Linked DNA regions of Homo sapiens: region 2 is linked to region 1. A link is an interaction called in ENCODE POLR2A ChIA-PET data of the cell type or tissue named here. Cell type or tissue: B cell. All regions are shown on one strand. Each heading gives the region's core, and the rest is flanking DNA. Links, peaks and the distances in the headings are about the cores only.

The links. ChIA-PET counts read pairs that join two places held together with the same protein. Peaks named below come from ENCODE experiments on the same cell type or tissue, not always from the same donor. Only the 100,000 strongest peaks of a DNase experiment are listed, where the experiment ranks them.
Region 2: POLR2A ChIA-PET joins it to region 1 with 9 read pairs; 2 of 35 experiments call an interaction of 5 or more read pairs at or near these places.

The regions. Positions count from the first base shown.
Region 1 is chr9:92,967,369-92,975,512 of GRCh38, reverse strand. FGD3 (FYVE, RhoGEF and PH domain containing 3) reads right to left here. Exons shown (of 18, transcript NM_001083536.2): 2 at 108-275. Among named protein-coding and RNA genes, the nearest start is that of FGD3, 24 kb to the right of the region's middle. RefSeq lists an enhancer at 4,617-5,308. In B cell, for the core only: no CTCF peak of the experiment used is centred there; no DNase peak of the experiment used is centred there; H3K27ac peaks cover 1,902 bases.
Region 2 is chr9:92,679,991-92,688,134 of GRCh38, reverse strand. No RefSeq gene overlaps it. Among named protein-coding and RNA genes, the nearest start is that of IPPK, 14 kb to the right of the region's middle. RefSeq lists an enhancer at 2,109-2,278. In B cell, for the core only: no CTCF peak of the experiment used is centred there; no DNase peak of the experiment used is centred there.

The DNA.
Region 1 (8,144 bases), core at 969-4,968:
GACGGGCCTAGAGGGAGACTGTCATCCCTCAAAATCATCCTCTTGAACCGAAGACGCAGCTGCCGAGGAGCCTAGGGGCTGCAAGTGGCGGTCACTTATCCCCATACCTGATGCCACCAGCCTTTCTGAGGAGGATGCTGAGGGTCGGCGGGCACAGGCGCCTGGCTCCGTGCTGGGGTCTGGGGTTGGCCGGCAGGAGCTTGCACACGGTAGATGGTTTCCTTGAAAATCTCTTCCTTGCCCAGCAGGTTCAAAGTAGAGCCATTTAGGAGGTACTGAAAAGACATTAGTAGAGAAAGAAAACCACCTTCTCCAACTGGCATTTGGAGCAGCCAGAGGCCCCGGCTCTGCGGGGGTGCGGAGGAGGGAAGCTCCATGCCACCACCCAGCATGGTGGACTCCAGGATTGGGGCATGGCCATCTGCACAGTCATATCCTCAGCCCCCAGGCTGGCACACAATGCCTCCAAAAGGGTGGGGCCTGCACCAGCAGCCATGCACTGTAGGGTGGGCAGTGTCTTGCTCGGCTGGAAACTCTGGGGCCAGGGCTGAGCTTGTCCCTTGCCATGCAGCATCCTGCGGCCCAGGGGAAGGGTCATCTTGAACATGCAGGCACTGTCCAGTGTGAGGTGAGCCGGTGGGCATCGCCAGGCCCCTCCCTAGCCCACACCTCACACCCTCCCCCAGGCACATACAGAGAGGCTCTCTCAAACATTCACACTGACGGGCTGGCTCACACTCACAGTCACACACGCACTCACACTCACAATTAGATATTCCTCTGCCAGCAGCTTTACATGCTCCTGCCTCACTTGCTAAGCGAAATAAAGAAGAAGCAGGCTTCACACAGTGACAGGCACACAGTGAGCTGGCCCTGGCTGCCTTGAGCCTGCCCTGGTTGCCTTGAGCAGGCAGGTGTGCCTCTGGGCAGGGCGTGGCGCAGGCCTGGGCTCTGGCAGCGTCCTGGTGGCTGTGGATGCCGACCAGCTCTATGGTGGAGCACCCCCACCACACACAGTCTCCTGAGTGCTCACTGTCTTGGGGCAAAACCCCTTTTGAGTGGACGTTTCTTTAAATGACTCCAGAATCGCTCAGGTGGGCATTTATGATTGGCTACTGCCGCATTCCTAACGAGTTCAATGGGGGGCAATATTAAGATTTCTAAACAGAAAATACATGTTTTGCTGCATTCTTCTCATAGCACAAGAGATAAACTCAGGTTTCCAGAGGTCAAACATGGCAGAGCAATAAAAATACACCAGATGGAATGTGAGCTGTGCTCAGCCTCGGTGTGTTCAAAGGTAGCTGTCTGGCAAGACAGAGCCTGGTTCAACCCCATCTCGGGGGAATTATGCTTCTGGTCAGGATGGAGTAATAGAAACCAGATTTACTCTCACCTGGAACAACAACAAAAATGGACAAAACCTACGAAACAAGTTTGCAAGGCTCTACACCAAGCGGTAAAACACTGTGGTCCCTGAGAGACGGGAATGAATGAGGTGAGCCCTCCTATTGCCCCAGCTCACTGCCCAGAGACCATTTCTGGGCCATGGATCAGGGAAGGGAAGCCCTGTGGGGCCCAGTGGACTCTCTAAGTTGAGAAGACAAAACTGGGAGGCCCAGAAGACTAAGGTGGCCAGAGTCCACAGCATGGAGCCCTGAAGATGAGAGAGCTGCAGAGAGAGAGAGAACCCAGAGATCTCAGAGGGGCTCCTCGAGGACCGTTCAGCATGTGTGCGGTGGGGAGAGCACATGAGGCCAGAGAAAGAACCACCTGTGAGGACCACAGGGAGCTTTCACAGGGCAGGGACACGCCTATGCCCACCAGCCAGCCCTAAAAGCCCCACAGGTCACGGGGCATTGCGTTGAATACTCAGAGGGTCTTGCTTCAGGAATGATGGATAATTAGCCCTGCAGTGATCACTGCTCTGGTCCCACCTAGCAAATATTAACAAAACTTAACAGGAAGAAGTCCATATGTTTACCCAACTGCATCCTTGAACAAAGCTAAAAAATATTTATAGAACTACAAAAATATCTAGTGCATGGCAAGGTAAAATTCCCATAGTCTGGCATCCAATCAAAAATCACCAGGCAGAGGCCGGGCACAGTGGCTCACGCCTGTAATCCCAGCACTTTAGGAGGCCAAGGCAGATGGATCACTTGAGGGCAGGAGTTCGAGACCAGCCTGGCCAACATGGAGAAACCCTATCTCTACTAAAAATACAAAAATTAGCCAGGCATGGTGGTGCGTGCCTGTAATCCCAGCTGCTTAGGAGGCTGAGGCAGGAGAACTGCTTGAACTCAGGAGGCGGATGTTGCGGTGAGCTGAAATTGCACAACTGCACTCCAGCCTGGGCGACAGAGCAAAACTCTGTCTCAAAAAAAAAAAAAAAAAAAAAAAAAATTACCAGGCATAAAAGGGACTATAACTAATGAAGAGAAAAAATTCAATATAAACTGACCCATAACTAACACAGATGTTGGAATTAGCAAAAAGGGACATTAAAAACTACTATCATGTCTGTGTCATCCTATGTTCTAAAATCCAGTAGAGACGTGGAGAATGTAAGAAGGCCCACATTAAACTTCCAGAGATGAAAACTACGAAGTGTGAGACCAAAAACACACTGGAAGGAATTAACAACCAATTAGACATTGCAGAAGAAAAACTAGTGAATTTGAAGAGACAGGAACAGAAACTACCCAAAATGAAACACACACACACACACAGAGAAACTGAGCAACAGTGAAATGTGGGAAAACTTCAAGTAGTGTAATACATGTGTGATCAGAGTCTCAAAAAGGGGTGGACAAAAAAAATATTTGAGGAAATAATGACAAGTTTTCTAGATTTGATGGAAACTATAAATCTACACATCTAAGAAGCTCAATGTAAAACAAGCACAAGAAATCCTTGTAGTTAAAACTTTTCCCACATGGAGAACTTCAGGCACAGAGATCTTCACTGGTGAATTCTACAAACATTTCAGGAAAATAATGATGCTAATTCTATACCTACATCTAATGATCTTTCAGACCTTTTTTTTTTTTTTTTTTTGAGATGGAGTCTCGCTCTGTCACACAGACTGGAGTTCAGTGGCCACAATCTAGGTTCACTGCAACCTCCGCCTCCTGGGTTCAAGTGATTCTCCCACCTCAGCCTCCTGAGTAGCTGGGATTACAGGCACCCACCACCACGCCTGGCTAATTTTTGTATTTTTTTTAGTAGAGATGGGTTTTCACCATGTTGGCCAGACTGGTCTCGAACTCCTGACCTCAAGTGATCCTCCCACCTCAGCCTCCCAAAGTGCTGGGATTACAGGCATGAGCTACCACATCCAGCCAGATCTTTCAGACCATTTTTAAAAAGGGAATAGAATACAGATGAATCTAGAAATAATTATGCTGAACAAAAGGAGCCACAGAAGACCTACTGTGTTTTCTCATTACTACAGAATTCTAGGAAGTGCAAAGTAGCCTATGGTGCTAGGAAGCAGATCAGCTGGGTGCCTGGAAGGAATGGGAGGGGCTGTGGGGTTGGTGTGGGGGAGGGGGGTGGATGGGTGGAGGGGGCTGGGGAGGTGGGGAGTGCTTACAAAGGAGCACAAGAGCTTTGTGGGATGTTGCACACATATTCATTACCTTGATTGTGGTGATAATTTCATGAGCACACCCCATGTCAAAGTTTATCCAACTGTACACTTTAAACATTATGCATCAATGGTACGCCAAGTATACCTCACAGGGCTGATCAAGAAAAATCCCACCCTAGCCAGGTGTGGTGGTGGGCTCCTGTAATCCCAGCTACTCGAAAGGCTGAGGCAGGAGAAATGCTTGAACCCTGGAGGCGGAGGTTGCAGTGAGCAGAGATATCACCACTGCACTCCAGCCTAGGGGAAAGAGCCAGATTCTGTCTCAAAAAAAAAAAAAAAAAAAAAAAAAAAGAAAAGAAAAGAAAAGAAAAGAAAAATCCCACCCTTATCGCCTTTGAACTGTACAAACTTCGTGAGTTTCAGACATTCCTAAGCATCATTTTCCTTACCACAGAAGGGAGGATGGATCATGATGGATCATGAGGAGAGGTGAGGAGGTGTGTGGTTGCAGCCTAGGAGGCCCAAGCAGCCCGGGTCCCCAGACATCCTGTCCAGAGGAGAGGGATGCACTGTGCTCATCGGAGGCCCTCAAATCACTCCCATCTTGGAAGGGCTTTTGTCCAAGAGCAGATGAACCAAAACAAATGAAGGACACTCACCTCCAGCTTTGCGTTTGCAACTCTGTATTGCAAACACCTGTGTTATGGATCCTGTCGGTACCCCCCAATTCACACACTGAAGTCCTAGCCCCCAGTACCTCAAAATGAAGGCATGTTTGGAGACAGGGTCTTTACAAAGGCAATCAAATTAAAAGTGAGGTTTTTAGGGTGCCCTTGGTGGGGGCAACCTGGGTTGAGGAGCCCCTAATTGTCACTTCACTTCCTTCTATTCTGTTGCAAGGACTTTTTACAGAGTATGCGTTGTTTTAAAATAAAAAAGGTAATGAGAACAGAAAACAAAGAGAGCTGGATAGAGGGGCAGGAGAGGGATGAGCTACTTTGGGAAGTGTAGCCGGGCAGAGCCCCTCTGCGGCCAAAGGCTTTTGCCAGCAGCAACCCTCCTGGGCTGGTGTGGCCACTGCCTGGCCTTCAAGGCACAGGTGCATGCACACATGCATAAACAAACGCACATGTGCACATACATACACATGTGTGCACACGTATGCTGAAAAATAAAAAGGCCTGTGTCTGAGGAATGCCAGCCCCTTTATATAATCAGGCATTGAGAGGCACTGGAATGCAACACAGTCATGTGTCACTCCCCATCGAGCAAAATAGGTCCCTCCTGAAACCACTTGCTATGCAGGCTTGAGACTAACAGATGCCAAGTAGCCCTAAAATGCCACATTCCCTGTAGTTCAACAGTGGCTGGCCAATCACTAGCCAGTGTTATTTCTGTGAACCAATGAGAGTTCCTGATGAACAATGGTCACCACCCCCTCTCCTGATTCATCCTTTCTTTTCTTTAAACACTTGAGCCTCTCTTTTGTTCTCCAGACATTCCTTGAGGCAACTTGGAAGTGTCTCCCTGGCTGCAGTCCTCAACCTTGTGCTTGAATAAACTCTCTTTAGACTATATTCTGATTCTCTTGATTATTTTAGGTTGACAATGCATACACACATATAAGGCAAGTACACCCATGCACACCCATGCCCAGGGTCAGTGCTGAGCCCTTTCTCACATTCGCAGGGGACGTTTCTGTCCTTCATATGAGGACGCCGAGGCTCAGAGAGGCTGGCCCTGGGACACAGGTGCTGGAAGCCCCCGGGCTTGGGTCACTCTGGTCCGCCCAGGGCTATGCCTATGTTTCCACAGGGGCATTGAGGAAGCCGAGGTCAGTTCTCTGTATGCAGCCACCTCAGCTTTCCCTTTAAGAAGCCCTGAGCCGCCTGAGGTGAGCAAGGCTGGAGCTGCTGACCCAGATGAGCCGTGCCCACTGTGGACTCAGCCAGGGAACAGGTCCCAGACACTCAGGGCTGCCACCTTGTAGCACGAGGAAATCCACAAACCTGAAGAAATTTAGAATGCCCCAGAATCCAGGGTGTCCTAGAACTGTTCATGTGTCTCCATCACAGCAGCCAGTGAGCAGGGGGATGAAGTGCTCTGGCCCCCGCCCCGTGTCCCTCCACAGTGCAGCGGTCCCCCAGATAGGCAGGGCTGGTCCCACAGATGGGCCACCAGTCTGCCTACCACCCAGCTCTATCTGCCACCAGATGTCCCTTCCCGGGAGGCCGTGCGGGAGTCCCCCCCCATCTGAAAGAAACCCACCACGGCACCTGTCCACTGTGCTGCCTGGAACCTAGTAGGCAGGGACCTCCCTTGTCCTGTCGCTGGAGTGGCCCAGTGGCCCCCGGCACACAGGAGGCTCCATAACAATGGCATGTTATGTAGGGGGAGCAACAAACGCGTTAGTGGTGGTTTTTAAACTGCCCGTATATTCTTTGATGCCACTTCAATCTAAAAGCGGACTCTGACATCCCTCCCCTAAATACAGAGCCCCTAAGAGACTCGCTGTAACTAGAGAGGGCAGCATGTGGGAGGCCAGGTCAGGAGGGAAGACAGCTCTGGGCTCTCACACTTGGAAGCCAGCACCTCACTGTGAGGGAGGCTTAGCCACTCAGAGAGGCATGCGGGGGCATCCCCGCCGACAGCAGGTGGCAGCCAGGCCTGAAGCCTTTGGGGGAAGCCTTATGCAATGGGTCCCAGCCCTGTGGGCAAGAGCCGCCCGCTGCACCCGGGTGGCCCAGAATCATGAGGGATGATGACGACAAGATCTCCCTTGTGGGTTACCCTGTGATAGAGAATCCAGGCAATACTGTAAGTGCCTCTAGGTGATACAATAAACCATGTGAACTGCCTATATCCGCTGGTCCCCATATGGCTTCTCACTGGCTTAACTTTGGTGCCTTGAGGTCCCAAACCCACTGAGGCCACCCACAGTGAGCAAGGCCCAGGGCACCCTGGCCATGCCCAGATGTAATGCCCAATGGCAGTCAATTAAAGCCACCAGGCTGGGCGCAGTGGCTTACACCTGCAATCCCAGCACTTTGGGAGGCTAAGGCACTTTGGCAGACCTCCACCTGAGGTCAGGAGTTCGAGACCAGCCTGATGAATATGGTGAAACCCCATCTCTACTAAAAATACAAAAATTAGCCAGGCGTGATGGCTTGCATCTGTAGTCCCAGCTATTCTGGAGGCTGAGACAGGAGAATTGCTTGTACCCATGAGGCGGAGGTTGCAGTGAGGAGATCACACCACTGCACTCCAGCCTGGGCCACAGAGTGAGACTCCGTGTCAAAAAAAAAAAAAAGAAAGAAAGAAAAAAGAAAAGAAAACAAAAATTAAAGCCACCTTGTGACCTAGCGGTGCCTGGAAGCCCAGAGTAATTACCTTGGGGTCTCAGCCTGGGAAATGCCCTGTCTGCTGTGGGAGTGGATGGAGGAGGGGTCTCCATCATCTCTGCTGAGAACTCAGTGAGGTGCTACATGCTCCTGAATTGGGATGGGGGTCAGAGGGGCCTCGGAGAGGGCAGGAAGTGAGGGCAAGCTGAGCAGGGAGAAGAGGAGGCAGATCAACGCAGCACCTCCCCGTTTGTAGTCATGCCATGAGCAGACACTCACAAATATGGCTCACACCGCCACCTTAACAAGTTACTTCTACTGTTTAAGACTGTATGAGTCTTCATGACCCATAGCCCTGGCATGACGCTGTGACTGTGGACTGGGAGAAGAGGCTGGACAGCCTGGAATCGGGGGCTGGTGGGCGGGGGGTATCTACCTCTCCCAAGGATGCGGCAGCTTTTCTTAGGGCAGCCACATTTAAACCAACACCAGTTTCCCATGTGAGTCCATCTAGTCAAGAATGTTTCTCCCAAAAGGTTTGAAAGCAGGGTCTTAAACAGGTACTTGTACACCCACATACATAGCAGCATTCCCTACAACAGCCAAAGGGTGGAAGCCCCTCAAGTGTCCATCCCTAGAAACCTGGATAAAGAAAAGGTGGCCTCTCCATAGAACAGAATCATGTTCAGCCTTAAACAGAAGGAGGCCGGGCGCAGTGGCTCATGCCTGTAATCCCAGCATCTTGGGAGGCCGAGGCGGGCGGATCACGAGGTCAAGAGATTGAGACCAGCCTGGTCAACATGATGAAACCCTGTCTCTACTAAAAATACAAAAATTAGCTGGGCATGGTGGTGCATGCCTGTAGTCTCAGCTACTTGGGAGGCTGAGGCAGGAGAATAGCTTGAACCTGGAAGGCAGAGGTAGCAGTGAGCTGAGATCGCGCCACTGCACTCCAGCCTGGTGACAGAGTGAGACTCCATCTCATAAGTAAATAAATAAACCGGAAGGAAATTCTGACCCATGCCACAACAGGGGTGGACCCTGAGGACATTATGCTAAGTGAAATAAGCTAGTCACAAAGGGACAAATCCTGTGTGATTCCACCTACGTTAGGTCCTAGAGGAGTCAAATTCACAGAGACAGAAACCAGAATGGTGGCTGCCAGGGCCAGGGGAGGGAATGGAGAGGGTTTAACAGGGACAGAGTTT
Region 2 (8,144 bases), core at 2,644-6,643, 290 kb after region 1:
CTGTAATCCCAGCTGCTCAGGAGGCTGGGGCAGGAGAATCTCTTGAACCCGGGAGTGGGAGGTTGCGGTGAGCTGAGATCACGCCACCGCACTCCAGCCTGGGTGACAGAGTGAGACTCTGTCTCAAAAAAAGGAGGAGGGGTCATCTGAGACCTTTATTTCTCCCTTTGTTAATAACACATAAGTACACAATAACACAGATAATGACTATGACATAGTGAAGCAAACACCTGCCATCCAGCTTAAGAAGGAGTAGCCCTACCTCCCTACCACCTACCACCTTCTCCTGTGTGCACTGTGCATGCCCCTTCCCTCAATTTGGGTTGATTACTACCAATGTGTAGTCCCCAGACAATCTTGTTTAGTTTACAGGTTTTGAACTTTTTTTTTTTTTTTTGAGATGGAGTCTTGCTCTGTCACCCAGGCTGGGGTGCAGTGGTGTGATCTTGGCTCACTGCAACCTCCGCCTCCTGGGTTCACACCATTCTCTTGCCTCAGACTCCCCAGTAGCTGGGACTACAGGCGCCCGCCACCATGCCCAGCTAATTTTTTTGTATTTTTAGTAGAGACAGGGTTTCATTGTGTTAGCCAGGAGGGTCTCAATCTCCTGACCTCGGGATCTGCCAACCTCGGCCTCCCAAAGTGCTGGGATTACAGGCATGAGCCACTGTACCTGGCCTGAACTTTGTATAAATGATATCAATCTCCTGTACTGTATTCCAATTTGATTTTTAAATTCAGCATTATATTGGTGAGTTTGTTTCATGTGGGCATCTGAAGCTGTTGTCTGTGTTTACAGCTGTATAGTATTCCTTTGAGTGTGTCCCTGTTATTGGTTGTCTGGGTCATTTCTGGGCTTTGCTGTCATGAACAAGGCTGCTACAAGCACTGTGCACGGGCCCTAGGCATCCACGTGCAGCAGGTGCTCCAGGAGTAGGAGTGGGCAGGTCCCCTTTATGGAGGATATGTCCTCTCACAGTGGCTGTACTGCTTCCCACTGCCACCAGAGGGGGAGTCCCCTTTGCTCCACATCTTCCCCAACTAACACTGGTCTTTTCAGATTTTTAAGTACTTACCAACGTGGTTTTGTCTTGTTTTGTTTTGTTTGTTTGTTTGCTTGATGCAGTCTTGCTCTGTTGCCCAGGCTGGAGTGCAGTGGTGCCATCATAGCTTACTGCAGCCTTCACCTCCTGGGCCCAAGTGATCCTCCTGCCTCAGCCTCCTGAGTAGCTGGGACTATAGGCTTATGCCACCGCACCTGGCTAATTTAAAAAAAAAAAAAGAAAAAATTAAGGCTGGGCGCGATGGCTCATGCCTATAATCCCAGCACTTGGGAGGCCGAGGTGGGCGGATCCTGAGGTCAGGAGATCGAGACCATCCTGGCTAACATGGGTGCAACCTCATCTCGACTAAAAAAAAAATACAAAAAAAAAAAAATTAGCCAGGCGTGGTGGCGGGTGCCTGTAGTCCCAGCTACTCAGGAGGCTGAGGCAGGAGAATGGCGTGAACTCGGGAGGCAGAGCTTCAGTGAGCCGAGATCATGCCACTGCACTCCAGCCTGGGCAAAAAAGCGAGACTCCGTCTCAAAAAAAAAAATTGTGCCTGGGTGCGGTGGCTCACGCCTGTTATCCCAGCATTTTTCGAGGCCAAGGAGGGTGGATTGCTGGAGGCCAGGAGTTCAAGACCAGCCTGGGCAACATAATAAAACCCCATCTCTACAAAAAAGTACAAAAATTAGCTGGATGTGCTGGTACATGCCTGTAGTCCCAGCTCTAGGGAGGCTGAAGTGGGAGGATCACCTGAGCCCAGGAGGCTGAGGCTGCAGTGAGCCAAGATCACGGCACTGCACTCCAGCCTGGGCAAGAGAGTGAGACACTGTCTCAAAAACAAAAAAATTTTTTTTTAGAGGTGGGGTCTTGCTATATTGCCTAAGCCAGTCTCAAACTCCTGGCCTCAGGTGATCCTCCTGCCTTGGCCTCGCAAAGTGCTAGGATTATTCAGGCATGAGCCACCACACCCAGCTGAATCCGGATTTTTTTTTAATTAACTTTATTGAGATATACATACAAGAAAATGCACCCATGTAAGTTCAGCTTGCTCTCTTTTAATAAGTGTAACCAGCACCTCAATAAAGATATAGAACATGTCCACAACTCCACAAAGCCCACCGGTGCCCTTTGAGGTCAGTCCCTACCCTTGGTCCCAGGCAACCACGGATCTGCCTTCTGTTGGGGATGACTTTTGGTGTTTCTTTTGCTCAGCATGTTTCTGAGATTCGTGGGTGTTGTACACACCAGTGGTCTGTGCCTCACAATTGCAGAACAGGGTTTTGCATACTTTATTCACTCATCCACTGATGGACATTTAGATAGTTTCCAGTTGGGGACTATCAAAAATAAAAATGTTGTGAACATTCAGTTATAGATATTTGTTGGGACATAGGTTTCATTTCCCTTGAGTAGATACCTAGGAGTGGAAGTGAATTGCAGAGTTGTGGGTTAAGTAGTGTAGGTCAAGCTTTGAAACTTCCCAGTGATTCTCTACCCATGGCCGCGCAGGCCTCTAGTGGCTTTGTATCTTCTCCAGCCATTGGCATTGTTGGTCCTCTTTTTTTTTTTTGAAATGGGGTCTTGCTCTGTCACCCAGGCTGGAGTGCAATGGCACGATCTTGGGTCACTGCAACCTCCTGGGTTCAAGCAGTTCTCCTGCTTCAGCCTCCCAAGTAGCTGGAATTACAGGCATGTGCCACCATGCCCTGATAATTTTTGTATTTTTAGTAGAGACGGGGTTTCGCCATGTTGGCCAGCCTGATCTCAAACGCCTGACCTCAGGTGATCCGCCCACTTTGGCCTCCCACGGTGCTGGGATTACAGGCATGAGCCACCAGGCCCACCCATTGGTCTTCTTAATTTTGGCTCCTCTGGTGGGTGTGTAGTAGTCTCTCTTGTGGTTTTGATTTGCATTTCTTTGCTAACTGAAGGTGCAGCACATTTTAATTGTTAGCTGACATTTGTAATTTATAGTTGTGAACTGGCAGGCCATTTGCCTTCAGTGGGAAAATCTGTGTGTGTGTTGCTTGTCTTATTATTGTAAGAGTTTGTTTTTCTCTGGATTTGAGTTCCTGTTGTGCGAGAGATACATAGGGTATTTTCTCCCAGTCTGTAGCTTGTCTTTTCATTTCCTTTTCTTTTTCTTTTTTTTGAGACAGAGTCTTGCCCTGTCGCCCAGGCTGGGGTGCAGTGGCGCGATCTCAGCTCACTCCAGGCTTGTCTCGAACTCCTGACCTCATGATCCACCTGCCTCAGCCTCCCAAAGTGCTGGGATTAGAGGCGTGAGCCACCGCACCCAGACTTCATTTCTTTTTCTTTTTTTTGAGACAGAGTCTTGCTCCGTTGCCCAGGCTAGAGTGCAGTGGCGCGATCTTGGCTCACTGCAACCTCTGCCTCCCAGGTTCAAGCTTTTCTCCTGCCTCAGCCACATGAATGCTGGGACTACAGGCGCCTACCACCACGCCTGGCTAATTTTTGTATTTTTATTAGAGACAGGGTTTCACCATATTGGGCAGGCTGATCTCGATCTCCTGACCTCGTGATCCGCCCGCCTCGGCCTCCCAAAGTGCTGGGATCACAGGCATGAGCCACTGCGACCAGCCTCTTCTTAATGGTATGTTTTGTTGAAGAGAATTTTTTTTTTTTTTTTTGAGGCACGGTCTTGCTCTGTCACCCAGACTGGAGTGCAGTGGCATGATCATAGCTCACTGCAACCTCTAACTCTTGGGCTCAAGTTATCCTCACACCTCAGCCTCCTGAGTAGCTGGGACCACTGCCTGACTAACTTTTTTATTTTGAATAGGGTCTCACTATATTGCTCAGGCTGGTCTTCAACTCCTGAGCTCAAGTGACCCTCCTGCCTCAGACTCTCAAAGTGATGGAATTACAGGCATAAGTCACTGCACCCGGCCCAAAAATACTATCTTAATTACTGAAGTTTTGTGGTGAGTTTTGAAATCAGGCCATGCATGTCTCCAGGTTTGTTCTGCAAGTGTGTCTCCCATGCCTTATCCTTTGCATCATTGTACAAAGTCAGCTTGCTAGGCCAGGCATGGTGGCTTATGCCTGTAATCCCAGCACTTTGGGAGGCCAAGATGAGTGGATCACTTGAGGCCAGGAGTTTGAGACCAGCCTGGCTAACATGGTGAAACCCCGTCTCTACTAAAAATACAAAAAAAATTAGCTGGGCGAGGTGGTGGGCGCCTGTAATCCCAGCTACTCAGGAGGCTGAGGCAAGAGAATCATTTCAACCCAGGAGGCAGAGGTTGCAGTGAGCTGAGATCATGGCACTGCACTCCAGCCTGGGTGACAGATCAAGATTCTGTCTCAAAAAATAAATTAATTTAAAAAAATGCTGGGACCGTAAGTTTTGTTTGTCGGGTTTTAGCACAGAAAAGCATAAGGAAGAAATAGTGCATAATGCCACTGCTAAGATCACATCCTTAACCTCAAAAAGTGAAAAAGGAATGCAAGAGAATGGTTAAACATGTTATAATACGTTGTCCATTTCCTCTCTGAAAAAAGTCTGTGTCGACAGTTTCATGGGTTACCTTTGCAATATTTTTTTCTATACATCCTTTCCTAAAAATGCAGCCAGAAGGCACCATACTTTTATTTATTTATTTACTGTTTTTTGAGACGGAGTCTCACTCTGTCACCCAGGCTGAAGTGCAGTGGTGCGATCTCAGCTCACTGCAACCTCTGCCTCCCAGGTTCAAGTGATTCTCCTGCCTCTGCCTCCCGAGTAACTGGGATTACAGGCATGCACCACCACTCCCAGCTAATTTTGTATTTTTAGTAGAGATGGGATTTCACCGTGTTGGCCAGGCTGGTCTCAAACTCCTGATCTCAAGTCATCCACCCACCTCGGCCTCCCAAAGTGTTGGGATTACAGGAGTGAACCACCACTCCTGGCCCAGAAGGCACCATACTCTACACGTTGTCTTGCACCTGGAGGTTTTGCTTACTGCTCTGGAGGGTCTCCCTCTTTTCTATGAATGGCTGCAGAGTGTCCCCCCGAAACACACTTGCGCTGCAGGGTGACCAGTCAGTCCCTGCTGACAGCCACAGAGGTGGTTTCCAGTTTTGCTCATAGGAAGTTCTATAGTGGGTACCTTTTTATGGCTGCCTTGGCATAGCTCTCTGTAGGTGCAGTGGGTATCGCGTTCGCCCCAGAACTCTGGGTGTCAGAAGTGTTCTAGTCATGCTTTGCTGTGGCTGCCCTTCTCTTTTTTCTTTTTTTGAGATGGAGTCTCGCTATGTTGCCCAGGCTGGAGTGCAGTGGTGTGATCTCGGCTCACTGCAAGCTCTGCCTCCTGGGTTCACGCCATTCTCCTGCCTCAGCCTCCCGAGTAGCTGGGACTACAGGTGCCCACCACCACGCCCGGCTAATTTTTTGTATTTTTAGTAGAGACAGGATTTCACCGTATTAGCCAGGATGGTCTCGATCTCCTGACCTCATGATCCGCCCACCTCGGCCTCCCAAAGTGCTGGGATTACAGGCTTGAGCCACCGCGCCTGGCCCGGCCTTTTCTCTGTGTCACTTCTCATCTGCCTTCTGTCCATCTGGCCCCCACGCCCATTGGAGCTCCCAATCTTCCTCACTCAGGGTAAGATGCAGGATCTCCCTATGTGGGCCCTGGACAAGGGAGTTGTATCTTCCCTCCTGGGAACATGTGTACAGTGGTGGCTCTCACCCAGGAAATTTTCCCCCAAGTGCCATCTAGGACAGTATGGAGACATTTTTGGTTGTTGCAAGTGGGGGCTGGGGGTGGCTATTGGCATCTAGTGAGTGAATACCAGGAATTCTGCTCACCATCTGTGTTAGTTGGGATTGTCCAGAGAAACAGAACCAGTACTACAGATATTTATAGAGAAAGAGATCTATTGTAAGGACTTGGCTCATGCAACTATGGAGGCTGGTGAGTCCCAAGATCTGCAGGCAAGACCCAGGGACACTGATGTGTGTTCCAGGCCAGAGACTGGCAGGCTCGAGACCCAGGAGGAGGAGATGTTTCACTTTGAGTCCAAAGACAGGAAAAAGCCAATGTCCCAGTTTGAAGGCCTCAGGGAGGAGGAGTTTCCTCTTACTCAGGGGAGGAGCAGCATTTTTGTTCCATTCAGGCTTTTGAACTGAGAGATGAGGCCTGTCCGCCTTGTAGAGGACTGTCGGCTTCACTCAGTGCTGTGGTCTGAATGTCTGTGTCCCCCCAAAATTCAATGTTGAAGCCAACCCCAAGGTGATGGTATTAGGAGACGGGGGCATTAGGGAGATGATTAGGTCATGGGGGAGGAGCCTCAGGAATGGGATCAGTGCCCTAATAAAGGAGGCCTCAGAAAGCCACCTTGCCCCCTCCACCACCTGCCCCTTCCACTATGTGGGGACACAGTGAGAAGGTGCTCTCTATGAGGTAGGGGCCCTCTCCGCATGCCAAATCCGCCGGCTCCTTGATCTTGGACTCTCTAGCCTCCAGGACTATGAAAACACATTTCTGTAGTTTATAAACCACTCAGTCTAGTATTTTATTATAGCAGCCCAAATGGACTAAAACAACCAGTCTGCCAATTCAAATATTAATCTCATCCAGAAACACCCTCACAGACACACCCAGTCAGGTTAACACATGAAATTCACCATCACAGCATCCTACAATGCCCAGAACAATGCCTTCCACAACTCGTAATTCTTTGGTCCAAATGTCAGTAGTGCGGAGATTGAGAAACCCTGGCGCAGAGGAAGGAGCTGCATTTATCTTGATACAAAGGCGTATCTAGGATAAATTTCTATGAAAGGGTGTTTGCATACTTTATATTTTAATAGATATTGCCAAACTGTCCCTGGAAGGATTGCACTAGGTAAGACTACACTCTACAGTGTACAAGAAGGATGTTTGTTATCTCATGGCCTCTCCAGCAGTGGTTATTGTCAAGTGTTTATGCTTGGAACATTTTTTTCTCATCAGAGAGCTGTAGAACCAAGCCTTTGACCAGCAAATCCAGGGACTCTGTAGCCTACTAGTTTTAGCTGTTTTCTAATTATTTTTATAATACAATTCACTGGCTGCTAATGTGGTGAAGCAGGTTCACATTCCTGAGGGCTGAGAGTCGTTTCTGCGTGTTGGGGCTGATTGTAAGCAGCTTGGCTGGGTCTGTACAGTGCTAACTTGAGGTGGTTCCCCTTGAAAGAGGCCAAGGACAGAACTCACTGGGGTTGTCCACTGGGCTGGGGAAAGACATACTTCCCCTGGAGTGGGAACTTACAAGAGGGAAGAGAAGCAAGGCTCAGCAAGGGGCTGGGTCCCAGGCATCTTCACGGAGGCTGCCCTGGGCAGAGAGGCCTCCCCAGGGAGCAGCCCTAAGCCAGGCACCCCCTTCCTTCCCTCTGCCTAGCCCTGCCTGTCACCTCCTCTAACTTCCATCCCTGGGGGACTCTGCTTCTCCTTGGTCCTGCTAGCAGGAGCATCTTCCTGGAGCCAAGTGGGGCCCCAAGGGAGGTCTGGTCAGTTCTAGTTCCCCACAGCCCTGCTTGCTCATGGGCCCCCATGGTCCCTGCCCCGGAAGCATCCCGTAGTTTTTGGCACCTGGTGTGGGCTGGCCCTTGCCCCAGTCTCCACCCTTGGGCGTCTCCCAGCCCTTTCCCGGCAGGTCCCCCTGCAACCCACCCAGTGCCTGGAAACCACACCAGGGTGCCGGAGGCCTTGGGGTGCAGGCATCGGCTTCATATGCATGGATGGTGACACATTCCTTTACAGTCTCTCTCTCGGGCACAGAGAGGGCTATGAGTCCTGCTGGCCAAGCCTGCCTACGCCATAATCCAGCTCTTTGTCACTGCTGCCTACAGCACTTGCATAACCCTGTGACTCAAGAAGTTTCTGTCTGCCTGGGACCTGCCATCACTGTTCCCGTCAGTCCTCTGGAAGGTTCCCAAGGGCTCCTCCCTCCTCCATCCCAGCAGGTGGCTGGCCTGTGTCTGCTTCTTTAGCGGGGTGCCCATGCAAACTGCCTGGTGCCTCCGTGTGGCCTCTCTTGGCCTCCTCTCTTCCAACCGTTCAGAGCTTCACTCTTCCTGCACACCCCCGTCCGCACCCAAGGTCT